Linked DNA regions of Homo sapiens: region 1 is linked to region 2. A link is a loop called in an ENCODE intact Hi-C map of the cell type or tissue named here. Cell type or tissue: HepG2. All regions are shown on one strand. Links, peaks and the distances in the headings refer to the core of each region. The heading gives the core; the rest is flanking DNA.

The links. A loop is a pair of places that touch in the nucleus more often than their neighbours do. Peaks named below come from ENCODE experiments on the same cell type or tissue, not always from the same donor. Only the 100,000 strongest peaks of a DNase experiment are listed, where the experiment ranks them.
Region 1: it touches region 2 in a loop (30-fold over the local background); 1 of 110 quality-filtered maps calls a loop at or near these places.

The regions. Positions count from the first base shown.
Region 1 is chr6:92,190,313-92,196,539 of GRCh38, reverse strand. No RefSeq gene overlaps it. Among named protein-coding and RNA genes, the nearest start is that of CASC6, 500 kb to the right of the region's middle. In HepG2, for the core only: no CTCF peak of the experiment used is centred there; no DNase peak of the experiment used is centred there.
Region 2 is chr6:92,641,028-92,647,254 of GRCh38, reverse strand. It overlaps LOC124901495 (putative protein PRAC2), which reads left to right and starts at 2,081. Exons shown (of 1, transcript XM_047419663.1): 1 at 2,081-2,997. The coding sequence starts at 2,450. The coding sequence ends at 2,782. All of the region lies in intron 1 of LINC02531 (long intergenic non-protein coding RNA 2531), which reads left to right. In HepG2, for the core only: a CTCF peak has its summit at 2,744 (motif pointing right); a DNase peak (open chromatin) is centred at 2,744.

The DNA of each region.
Region 1 (6,227 bases), core at 1,061-5,060, 450 kb after region 2:
CAGGAACTGGCTCTTCTGATGCCTTTGGGCATGTCAGAGGGAACTTTAAGCCCATTCAGAGCTGCATCTGAAGGAATTAGGGGACAAAAATGTGGACTGATGAGGACAGCAGCTGTAAGGCAGAAAAATTAATAGTCTCATAGAAAACAATATGCAATGTAGTAACAAATCGTGGGGAAATTGACATTTTACTTAGTTTCTCAGAACTATTTTAAATATAGAGTGTTAAAATTATCATTGAGTTTATTGAACTTATTTAACTTCTGCCAGAATTTAAAAATAAGTAAATCAAATGGAATGCCAAACTGTAATTGGATTTCTATTATATGTATTCTGTATAACATTGAGTTGCTCTGGGAATATTAGAGCTGATGTAATTAACCTGAGCTTCTCTTAAATGCCTTCCGGAGAGAAGCTGCAGAGAGAGTGGAGAGAACATGTCGCTAAGATTGCTTAGGATATACATAGCTTCCAAGTTCTTCTCAAAGTAGAAATCTATTTAACCACGATTCCAAGCAGGATATATCTCTTCACACCACAGCAGGGTTGTGACAGCCCCTCCCCGCCTCAACTTGCCCACTTGCAGGAAGCAATAACTCCACAGGGATTTCTTAGGTTGGAAAAGCGAAAACAGAAACAGGGACCCAGACTGCAGCAGAACTTAGTTGTGATCACACTGTTCAAGGGTTATCACTAGTTTCTCAATGATAAAGCATCATTAATTGGTGTTAGAACCATGTACTTATAATTTATTGTTTACAATGTGCACATTAAGCCAAATCTGCTTTTCTTCATAAGTGGCTAGCCTGTCATTTCTAACAATTTTTTAAGTCATTTCTAGACATTTTAAAAATACCCTTTCAGATATTGTTAAATATGGATACTGAAATCAGCTACAATTTACCTGAATGATGATTTGCATGATTCTGCTGACTAGAATAGCTAAAACCAAAAGTCTTTTAGAGTTGTATTTTGGAGAAATTTATTTCCATTCACATATGCTACAAACAGCAACTAGACCATGCATCAAATTATTCTTATTGCCAGCACCCTGTTTTAGTCATCAGTGAATTTAACATATTTGTCAAAATAATGTATAGATGAATTAATTTCTTCACATATAATATGTACATATATATATGACAAAGGCAGAAGTAGATTCAGATTTAGAATTTTATGGTCATATAAAATGATTATGTATTTGTTACTACCACTTGAAGGCCTCTGGGCGAGGAATACTCTAAGAATCTCAAATAAATTTGTTTTCTAAGAATTAAACTGTCAATTGTAATTGGAAAAGCTAGCCTATACTAAAAGCACCAGTACTTTTAAACTGTTAGATACAGTTGTTTGTGAGTTTCTAATTAAGCAATCAGAATAGAGTCCCCAACACATGACTTAAAAAACAGAAACATGATATGGGGAAGTTTAAAATGCAGATTCCCAGGTTCCTTTCCAATTGGTTCTGATTCAGTGGGTCAGGATGAAGCCAGGAAGCTGAATTATTAACATATTTGGTAATTTGGATGCTAGTACCTAGAACTTCACTTTGAAAAACCCTGATCTAAGCTAATGTAAGTTATATTTAAGTTATAGAAAGTTAATTTGGGTAGGGATCATCATGGCAGGAGGCAGGCAGGACTAGATTGCCTCTTCGGACAGAGCAGTGTGTGGGGGCTCACATTGTGAATTTTAGCTTCAGATCGACTGCAAGAACAAACCAGCAATCCCAAGAGGACCCACAGACCCTCTAAAGGATGCAGACTGCTCCTGCAGGACCTGGGAGACCCCAAACAAAACTGAGTTCTCCAACTGTGGAAGTGGGAAAGGGAGACACTCCTCTCCCAAACACACACTCCCACTGGAGAAGCTGAAGGTCTATTTACCAGAAAAGTTTCCAACTTTACCTGGAGCTGAGTCAATTTGGAGACCTGAGCAAAATACAGGAGTAGAGGAAGCAGCAGAAAGCCCCTGATAGCTCGCTAAGTCCTCTAGCAGGCCATTCCTGCCTGGCACCACAGGGATCCAACTGGAGAGGGGCAGGGGGAAATAACTACACAGGGAGAAGCAAATCTCTAGCTGAACTTTGCAACAATTTGAACAGGATGAGAAGCCTCCTGGCCAGAACTCGGGGGAGGGAGCAAATCCACTGTGTAGACTCCACAGGTTAGGGAAGAACCAAGCCCTTTTCTTTTGTACCTGGGAGGCAGGTAGCCTAGGCAGGTTTTCAAACTCATGCTCCCTGCCTGGAAACGGACTGGGGGATGTTGGGGGGGTGCCACAGTGTGAGTGAGACTGGCCCTTTGGTTTGTGTGGGAGTTGCGTGAGGCCTGTGACTGCTGGCTCTCCCCCACTTCCCTGACAACCTGCATGACTCAGCAGAGGCAGCCATAATCCTCCTAGGTAGACAACTCCAGTGACCTGGGAATCTCACCCCCATACCCCACAGCAGCCCCAGCAAGACCTGCCCAAGAAGAGTCTGAGCTCAGACATGCCTAGCCCCACCCCCACCTGATGGTCCTCCCCTATCCACCCTGGTAGCGAAGACAAAGGACATATAATCTTGGGAGTTCTAGAGCCCTGCCCACCACCAGTTCCTCCCCATACTACCACAGCTGATGCTGTGTGGAAAGCACCACCTCCTGGCAGGAGGTCAACCAGCACAAAAATAGAGCATTAAACCACCAAAGCTAAAAATCCTCATGGAGTCCATTGCATCACCCCCCACCACCTCCACTGGAACAGGCACTTGTATCCACAGCTGAGAGACCCAAAGACGGTTCACATCACAGGACTCTGTGCAGACAACCCCCAGTACCAGCTCAGAACTGGGTAGATTCGCTGGGCGGCTAGACCCAGAGGAGAGACAACAATACTGCAGTTTGGCTCACAGGACGTTACATCCATAGGAAAAGGGGGATAGTGTTACATCAAGGGAACACCACATGGGACAAAGATTCTGAGCAACAACCTTCAGCCCTAGACCTTCCCTGTGACAGAGGCTACCCAAATGAGAAGGAACCAGAAAACCAAGCTTGGTAATATTACAAAATGAGGCTCTTCAACACTCCCAAAAAATCACACTAGTTCACCAGCAATGAATCCAAACCAAGAAGAAATTGCTGATTTACCTGAAAAAGAATTCAGGAGGTTAGTTATTAAGCTGCTCAGGGAGGGACCAGAGAAAGGTAAAGTCCAATGCAAGGAAATCCAAAAAATGATACAAGAAGTGAAGGGAGAAATATTCAAGGAAATAGATAGCTTAAAGAAAAAAAAAACAATAAAAATTTCAGGAAACTTTGGAAATACTTTTAGAAATGCGAAATGCTCTGGAAAGTCTCACAAACAGAATTGAACAAGTAGAAGAAAGAAATTCAGAGCTCAAAGACAAGGTCTTCAAATTAACCCAAACCAACAAAGACAAAGAAAAAAGAATAAGAAAATATAAACAAGATCTCCAAGAAGTCTGGGATTATGTTAAACAACCAAAGCTAAGAAAATTGCTGTTCCTGAGGAAGAGGAGAATTCTAAAAGCTTGGAAAACATATTTAGGGGAATAATCAAGGAAAACTTCCCCAGCCTCTCTAGAGACCTAAACATCCAAATACAAGAAGCACAAAGAACACCTAGGAAAATCATCACAAACAGATCTCCACCTAAGCACATCATCATCAGGTTATCTAAAGTTAGGATGAAGGAAAGAATCTTAAGAGCTGTGAGACAGAAGCACCAGGTAACCTATAAAGGAAAACCTATCCGCAGATTTCTCAGCAGAAACAATATGAGCTAGAAAGGATTGGGGCCCTGTCTTCAGCCTCCTTAAACAAAACAATTATTAACCAAGAATTTTGTATCCAGTGAAACTAAGCATCATATATGAAGGAAAGATACAATCTTTTTCAGACAAACAAGTGCTGAGAGAATTCACCTTTACCAAGCCACTACTACGAGAACTGCTAAAAGGAGGTCTAAATCTTGAAATAAATCCTGGAAACACATCAAAACAGAACCTCTTTAAAGCATAAATCACACAGGACCTATAAAACAAAAATACACATTAAAAAGCAAAAACAAAAAACAAAGAAAACAAAGTACACAGGCAACAAAGAGCATGATGAATGCAATAGTGCCTCACATTCCAATGCTTAACATTGAATGTAAATGGCTTAAATGCTCCAATTAAAAGATACAGAACCGCAGAATGGATGAGAACTCACCAACCAACCATCTGCTGCCTTCAGGAGACTTGCCTAACACTTAAGGACTCACATAAACTAAAAGGGTTGGAAACAGGCATTTCATGCAAATGGACACTGAAAGCCAGCAGGTATAGCTATGTTTATATCAGACAAAATAAACTTCAAAACAACAGCAGTTCAAAGAGACAAAGAGGGACCTTATATAATGGTAAAAGGTCTTGTCTAACAGAAAAATATCACAATCCTAAACCTGTATGCCCCTAACACTGGAGGTCCCAAATTCATAAAACAATTATTAATAAACCTAAGAAATGAAACAGACAGCAATACAATAATAGTGGGGGACTTCAATACTCCACTGACAGCACTAGACAGGTCATCAAGACAGAAAGTCAACAAAGAAACAATGGATTTAAACTATACCCTGGAACAAATGGACTTAACAGATATGTACAGAATATTTCATGCAACAACTGCAGACTACACATTCTATTCAACAATGCATGGAACTTTCTGCAAGAGAGACCATGTGATAGTCCATAAAATGAGCCTCAATAAATTTAAGAAAATTAAAATTATATCAAGCACTCTCTCAGACCACAGTGGGATAAAAACTGGAAATTGACTCCAAAAATCAGCTCCAAAAAGATCCTTCAAAACCATGCAAACACTTGGAAATTAAAAAACCTGCTCTTGAAGGAGCATTGGGTCAAAAACAAAATCAAGAGGGAAATTTAAAAATTCTTCAAAATGAACAATAATGACACAACCTATCAAAACCTTTGAGATACAGCAAATGTGGTGCTAAGAGGAAAGTTCATGGCCCTAAACGCCTACATCAAAATGACTGAAAGAGTAAAAATTGACACTCTACGGTCGCACCTCAAGGAGCTAGAGAAACAAGAACAAACAAAACCCAAACCCAGCAGAAGACAGGAAATAACTAACAGCAGGGCAGAAATAAATGAAATTGAAACAAAAAAATTACAAAAGATAAATGAAAGAAAAACCTGGTTCTTTGAAAAGATAAATAAAATTGATAGACCATTGGCAAGAGTAGCCAAGAAAAGAAGAGAGAAAATCCAAATAACGTCACTAAGAAACGAAATGGGAGATATTACAACTGACACTACTGAAATACAAAAGATTATTCAAGGCTATTAGGAACACCTTTATGCACATAAACTAGAAAACCTAGAGACAGATAAACTCCTGGAAAAATACAACCCTCTTAGCTTAAATCAGGAAGAATTAGATACACTGAAAAGACCAATAGCAAGCAACAAGATTGAAATGGTAATTTTAAAAATGCCAACAAGAAAATGTCCAGGACCAGATGGATTCACATCAGATTTCTACCAGACATTCAAAGAATTGGTACCAATCCTTCTGACACTATTCCATAGGATAGAGAAAGAAGGAACCCTCTCTATTTCATTCTATGAAGCCAGCATCACCCTAATATCAAAACCAGGATATGATATAACCAAAAAAGAAAACTACAGATAAATATATTTGATGAACATAGATGCCAAAATACCTAACAGAATACTAGCTAACCAAATCCAACAACATATCGAAAGATAATCTACCATGATCAAGTGTGTTTCATACCAGGGATGCAGGGGTGGTTTAACGTATACAAGTCAGTAAATGTGATATACCACATGAACAGAATTAGAAACAAAGATCACATGATCATTTCAATAGATGCAGTAAAAGCATTCAACAAAATCCAGAATTCCTTTATTATTGAAACTCTCAGCAAAATTGGCATACAAGAGACATACCTTAAAGTAATAAAAATCATCTGTGACAAACCCACAGCCAACATAATACTGAATGGGGAAAAGTTGAAAGCATTACCTCTGAGAACTGGAACAAGACAAGGATGCCCACTCTCACCACACCTCTTCAACATAGTACTGGAAAGTCCTAGCCAGAGCAATCACACAAGAGAAAGAAAGAAAGGACATCCAAATCGGTAAAGATGATGTCAAACTGTCACTGTTCACTGACGATATGATT
Region 2 (6,227 bases), core at 1,191-5,190:
TCAAGCAATTCTCCTGCCTCAGCCTCCTGAGTAGCTGGTAATACAGGCGTGCGTCACCATGCCCAGCTAATTTTTTTGTATTTTTAGTAGAGACGGGGTTTCACCGTGTTAGCCAGTATGATCTCCATCTCTTGACCTCGTGATCCACCTGCCTTGGCCTCCCAAAGTACAAAGACTATATTTTTAAAATAATAACTACAATTTTAGGAAGAAAAATGTTGAAGGAAAATTTAGCTTATAAAACTACTTTTCAAAAATAATGTAAAAGAATTTATTCTAAAATCATTATTTCCAGCAATACTTCTAGGTCTCATATTATTTGCTATTATGTGCGTATATACATAGACAACTTTGTACTTACTTACATAATGCATGCTTTTATTCAATTTACCTTTTCTGATTCCAAAGAAATCTGAGGCAAATTGATGTCTACCACTGGGTTGCAGATTGTTTTCTCCCCACTTCACACTTCCAAAGAGAAAACACATTCCTTAACACATGTCTATATTCTTAATATCCATGTTAGAGAATGAAATATGAATTATAAGACACAAGAAGTGGTTTCAGCTGCCTACTTGAACAAAAATGGGTTTTAGTTTTTTCTAAATTTCAAAGGAATCACAAAGCATTCCATCACGTCACTGATTACAAAAACATTATTGCTATCTAGAGATTTCCTAGTAAACATTATTTTTAAGTACTCAAAAATAATAATGAATGTTTCAGTTTGTTTTCACACTGCTATAAAGAAATACCCAAGACTGGGTAATTTATTAAAGGGAAGAGTAATTGACCCAAAGCCTGAGGAAACTTACAATCATGGCGGAAGGTGAAGGGGAAGCAAGCTTGGACTTTCTCACATGGTGCAAGGAAGAAAAAGTGAGCAAAGGAGGAACTTGCCAAACAGAAAACTCTATGTCTTTCAAGAACTCACTCACTATCACGAGAACAGCATGGGAGAAACTGCCGCCATTATCCAGTCACTCCGACCAGGTCTCTTCCTAAACATCTGGGGATTACAATTCAAGATTTAGATGGAGACACAAAGCGTAACCCTTTCAATGAGTGTCAAGGAAAACTGAGCAAAAACTTGAAAACTTAAGGAACTGAAATTATTCTGATTCATATTTATATTGAGTTTTCTTTTGAGGTCATTCCTTTTTTTTTTCTTTTATTATTATACTTTTAATTTTAGGGTACATGTGCACAATGTGCAGGTTAGTTACATATGTATACATGTGCCATGCTGGTGTGCTGCACCCATTAACTCGTCATTTAGCATTAGGTATATCTCCTAATGCTATCCCTCCTCCCTCCCCCCACCCCACAACAGTCCCCATAGTGTGATGTTCCCCTTCCTGTGTTCATGTGTTCTCATTGTTCAGTTCCCACCTGTGAGTGAGAACATGTGGTGTTTGGTTTTTTGTCCTTGTGATAGTTTACTGAGAATGATGATTTCCAGCTTCACCCATGTCCCTACAAAGGACATGAACTCATCCTTTTTTATGTTTGCATAGTATTCCATGGTATATATGTGCCACATTTTCTTAATCCAGTCTATCATTTTTGGACATTTGGGTTGGTTCCAAGTCTTTGCTATTGTGAATAGTGCTGCAATAAACATATGTGTGCATGTGTCTTTATAGCAGCATGTTTTATAGTCCTTTGGGTATATGCCCAGTAACTGGATGGCTGGGTCAAATGGTATTTCTAGTTCTAGATGCCTGAGGAATTGCCACACTGACTTCCACAATGCTTGAAGTAGTTTACAGTCCCACCAACAGTGTAAAAGTGTTCCTATTTCTCCACGTCCTGTCCAGCACCTGTTGATTGCTGACTTTTTAATGATTGCCATTCTAACTGGTGTGAGATGGTATCTCATTGTGGTTTTGATTTACATTTCTCTGATGGCCAGTGATGGTGAGCATTTTTTCATGTGTTTTTTGGCTGCATAAATGTCTTCTTTTGAGAAGTGTCTGTTCATGTCCTTTGCCCACTTTTTGATGGGGTTGTTTCTTTTTTTCCTGTAAATTTGTTTGAGTTCATTGTAGATTCTGGATATTAGCCCTTTGTCAGATGAGTAGGTTGCAAAAATTTTCTCCCATTTTGTAGTTGTGTTCACACATTTGTCCGAATGGTAAGCAAAACATTTCCTCCTGTAGCTTAACATAGCCCTTATTTAAAAGTAAATAGCTGCAGGCGAATATAGGTTTGTAGATTTTGTTGTGATTTAAACACAAATAAGAGAGATTTCAATGTAGTCGTCCGGGGATAGGTGGGAGACTAAAATTGGGAAGGGATTCCCAATGAAGGGTTTAATACAAAACGAAATTAAATATTTTTTGCACAGGTTCCATACAAGTAAATCCGAAAAAAAGTGGAGGGGGAGGGGGTCGTCCACACCGCGAATTGTTATGGCGAGGAAGATAAATGTATTACTAAAGAAGACATGGACAGAAGGTGGATGGCGCTGCGGCCTGGCTCCCGCAGACGGACTGCCTTCTTCTTCCATTCGAGATCGCTCGTACCGAACCTCCTTGCCTTCTTCCTGGGTCTCTCGGGGGCTGGACCAATACATCTGCCGATGCCCTGGCCGAATGGCAGGCGACGTCGGGTCCTGGACCCCCACACGCAGCTCAGTACCCACGAGGCCCCAGGCTGCTGGAAGCCTGTAGCTCTGCCGGGGATGAAAGCCTGTCCGCAGTTTCTGCTGGAGTGGTCAGCCTCTGCCGGAAGGGGGCGCCCTTGTCTTTTTAATGGTCCTAGCACACTAGTGGAATAAATCTCTCAGATTCCACATCTTTTGTTTGCTCTGAATTTATTGCGAGTGAAAAACAGAGAAAACCCTCAAGTTTCAGTTTCTGATAGCAGAGTGTGGGAGTTAGAGCATGGGGACTCCAGAGGTCCCAGACCCCCAAAGGTCTCTACCAGGGCCATCTCCGTTAGTGGCCATGGCAGCCCCTCTTGTGGCCTTTTTCCTGCATCACCAAGTCAATCCTAAGCCAAAAGAACAAAGCTGGAGGCATCACGCTACCTGACTTCAAACTATACTACAAGGCTACAGTAACCAAAACAGCATGGTACTGGTACCAAAACAGAGATATAGATGAATGGAACAGAACAGAGCCCTCAGAAATAACGCCGCATATCTACAACTATCTGATCTTTGACAAACCTGAGAAAAACAAGCAATGGGGAAAGGATTCCCTATTTAATTAGTGGTGCTGGGAAAACTGGCTAGCCATATGTAGAAAGCTGAAACTGGATCCCTTCCTTACACCTTATACAAAAATTAATTCAAGATGGATTAAAGACTTAAACGTTAGACCTAAAACCATAAAAACCCTAGAGGAAAACCTAGACATTACCATTCAGGACATAAGCATGGGCAAGGATTTCATGTCTAAAACACCAAAAGCAATGGCAGCAAAAGCCAAAATTGACAAATGGGATCTAATTAAACTAAAGAGCTTCTGCACAGCAAAAGAAACTACCATCAGAGTTATTTTTATTGAGTTTTGGCTTTTTCCCCTTCACATTTATTTAATAGACACTTGGTCATAAAGCATTTGTAAATACAAATTGGGATATTAAAATGTTGTCTTTGTGACACACATTTTATTTTATTTTATTTTATTTTTTTAGAGACAGGGTCTCACTATATTGCACAGGCTGTTCTCAAACTCCTGGTTTAAGTAATTCTCCCACCTCAGCCTCCCAAGTAGCTAGGATTATAGGCTGTTACCACCATGCCTGGCTCCTGTGACACACTTTAAATCATTGTAGTATCCACTTAAACACAAAGAAAATGTGGATTTTTCTTCCCTGAGGTAAACAGGTGGTGCCAGAAACACTGAGAGTACTTTGGAAATGAATTATTGTTAAAAGTATCAAATTTTATATTGTAAAATAACCATATTTACACAACTTTGAATTTAAATGATCGCAGTTTTAATGCTTTCTATTTTCTTCTTGTGTTAATTAAAATCTTTGTAAACTTTATGGTAAAAGGAAGTCTTTGTAACAGATACTTTCATATTAAGGTTAGGAGTGTTATAGGTTAAGGAAGACTGAATTTTACAGAATAAAAAGACAATCTTTAAAATAACATTTCTTCTTAGGGACTGACCAGAAGAAGACTGCAGCAGAATCTGAGTAATAATATAATGTAAATAATATTAATTTGGATTTACCCCCAAGGGAAGATTCAATCCTAGATGGCAATACTAGAAACAAATTTGAGACCCAGTGGTAGAGTAGGGGCTACTGGGAAGTAGAAAAATAAAAGCAAATAGATAATATGATTTTCATCCAACAAATATCCCAAACAAAATGTCAAAATATGCAGAGCTAGTAGCACAATAAGAAATGACCCTCCTCCAACCAAGATACAGTTAAGGGAACTGCAGCAAAAGAGTTGGTGATAAGTATTAAATAATGTTGAATTGAGAACCTAAGACTAAAACACATGTGGATATACACGTGGGAGAATATGTTATTTGTTATAGAGGCTAACAAAATAGAAATATTGCAACTAAAAACATCGGAAAAGAAGAAAGAGACAAAAGTGAAAAAAGCATTAGATATTTTATTGTCTTTGGGATAAAAGATGATGGAAATTAAAGTACGTACTTTAAAGTTGAGAAAACATATAGAGGTCTAAGTAAAGAAGAGAGGTAAAGAAAAAAGCATTCTATAAGGACACTAGAATAAAAATAGCTACTAAAATAAAAATAGTAACGTTCATAATTACCAGAAGAAATTAAAACAAAACTAAATGCATTTACAGCAAAATTAAAACAAACATTAAGCAAAAACAAACTACAAAAAAAAAGTGAAAGAGCCACAATAAATATCACATGATAAAACAAAAGATAACAAAACTTGAGGACAAGCAGATGCATTATATAATACATATAATTGGCCTAACAAACCTACTAAAGAAAAGCCTTCAAATTGGGTCAAATCCAAATTCAGTTGTATGCTTTATACAATTATGTATTTAAAAAGTGATTTCAAAGGCTGAAAATGAAGAAATGAGCCAAGGTCACCTGAAAATGAGACAAAATGTAACCAGGGCTTGTGATCTTGGTATCTGTCAGAATGAATTCAACATAAAGAACGTTACATAAGGTGAAGAATTCTTTATAATGCACAAAGGGCTACATTTCACAATGAAAAATTAAGATTTATAAATATATTCACACAGTGGCCATCTTGATAACATTGAAACCAATGGAGATGCTAGGAAAAACAGAAACAAATAAGATAGGACTTTGAAATAACTGTCAATCTTAGAAGATACAACGGGTATATAAAAGTAATTGAGCACTCAAAAGACCTAAGTAACATAGTAAGGCAGATTTTTTATGAAGACACATGCATACATTGCTCCGCAACAGAAAGATAATAGGTACACTGCATTCAAGTTCTCACGAAATATTGTAAAAATATATTCTATTTAATTTCCTATGTGCCTCCCACGAAATAAAGAGAACTTCAATAAGGTCTGTAATATGGAAATTATACAAAAACCGTCTAATTGTAATGTAATAAAACTAGAAATTAATAACAAGATAAAAAAGATACTTACATCTGTTAGTTAAAAAACAGTTTTCCATTAAACATTTTTGGTTCAAAGGAGAAGTACAAACTTAGCTTACAAAATTTCTAGAACATAATTATCATGCCCTTCTTATATATCAAAATCTATGCAGTATCTAGAGCAATGATCATAGAAAAATCAGTAAGTTTATGTAATTATATTAATAAAGATGAAAAAGACCCAAAATAGACATATTAAACATACAATTCAAAAAGTTAGAAAAAGGACAAAGCGTCCTCCATGTCCCTACAAAGGACATGAACTCATCCTTTTTATGGCTGCATAGTACTCCATGTGTGTATGTGCCACATTTTCTTAATCCAGTCTGTCATTGATGGACATTTGGGTTGGTTCCAAGTCTTTGCTATTGTGAACAGTGCTGCAATAAACATAACATGTGCATGTGTCTATAGCAGCATGATTTATAATCCTTTGGGTATATACCCAGTAATGGGATGGCTGGGTCAAATGGTATTTCTAGTTCTAGATCCTTGAGGAATCATCACACTGTCTTCCACAATGCTTGAAGTAGTTTACAGTCCCACCAACAGTGTAAAAGTGTTCCTATTTCTCCACATCCTCTCCAGCACCTGTTGTTTCCTGACTTTTTAATGATTGCCAT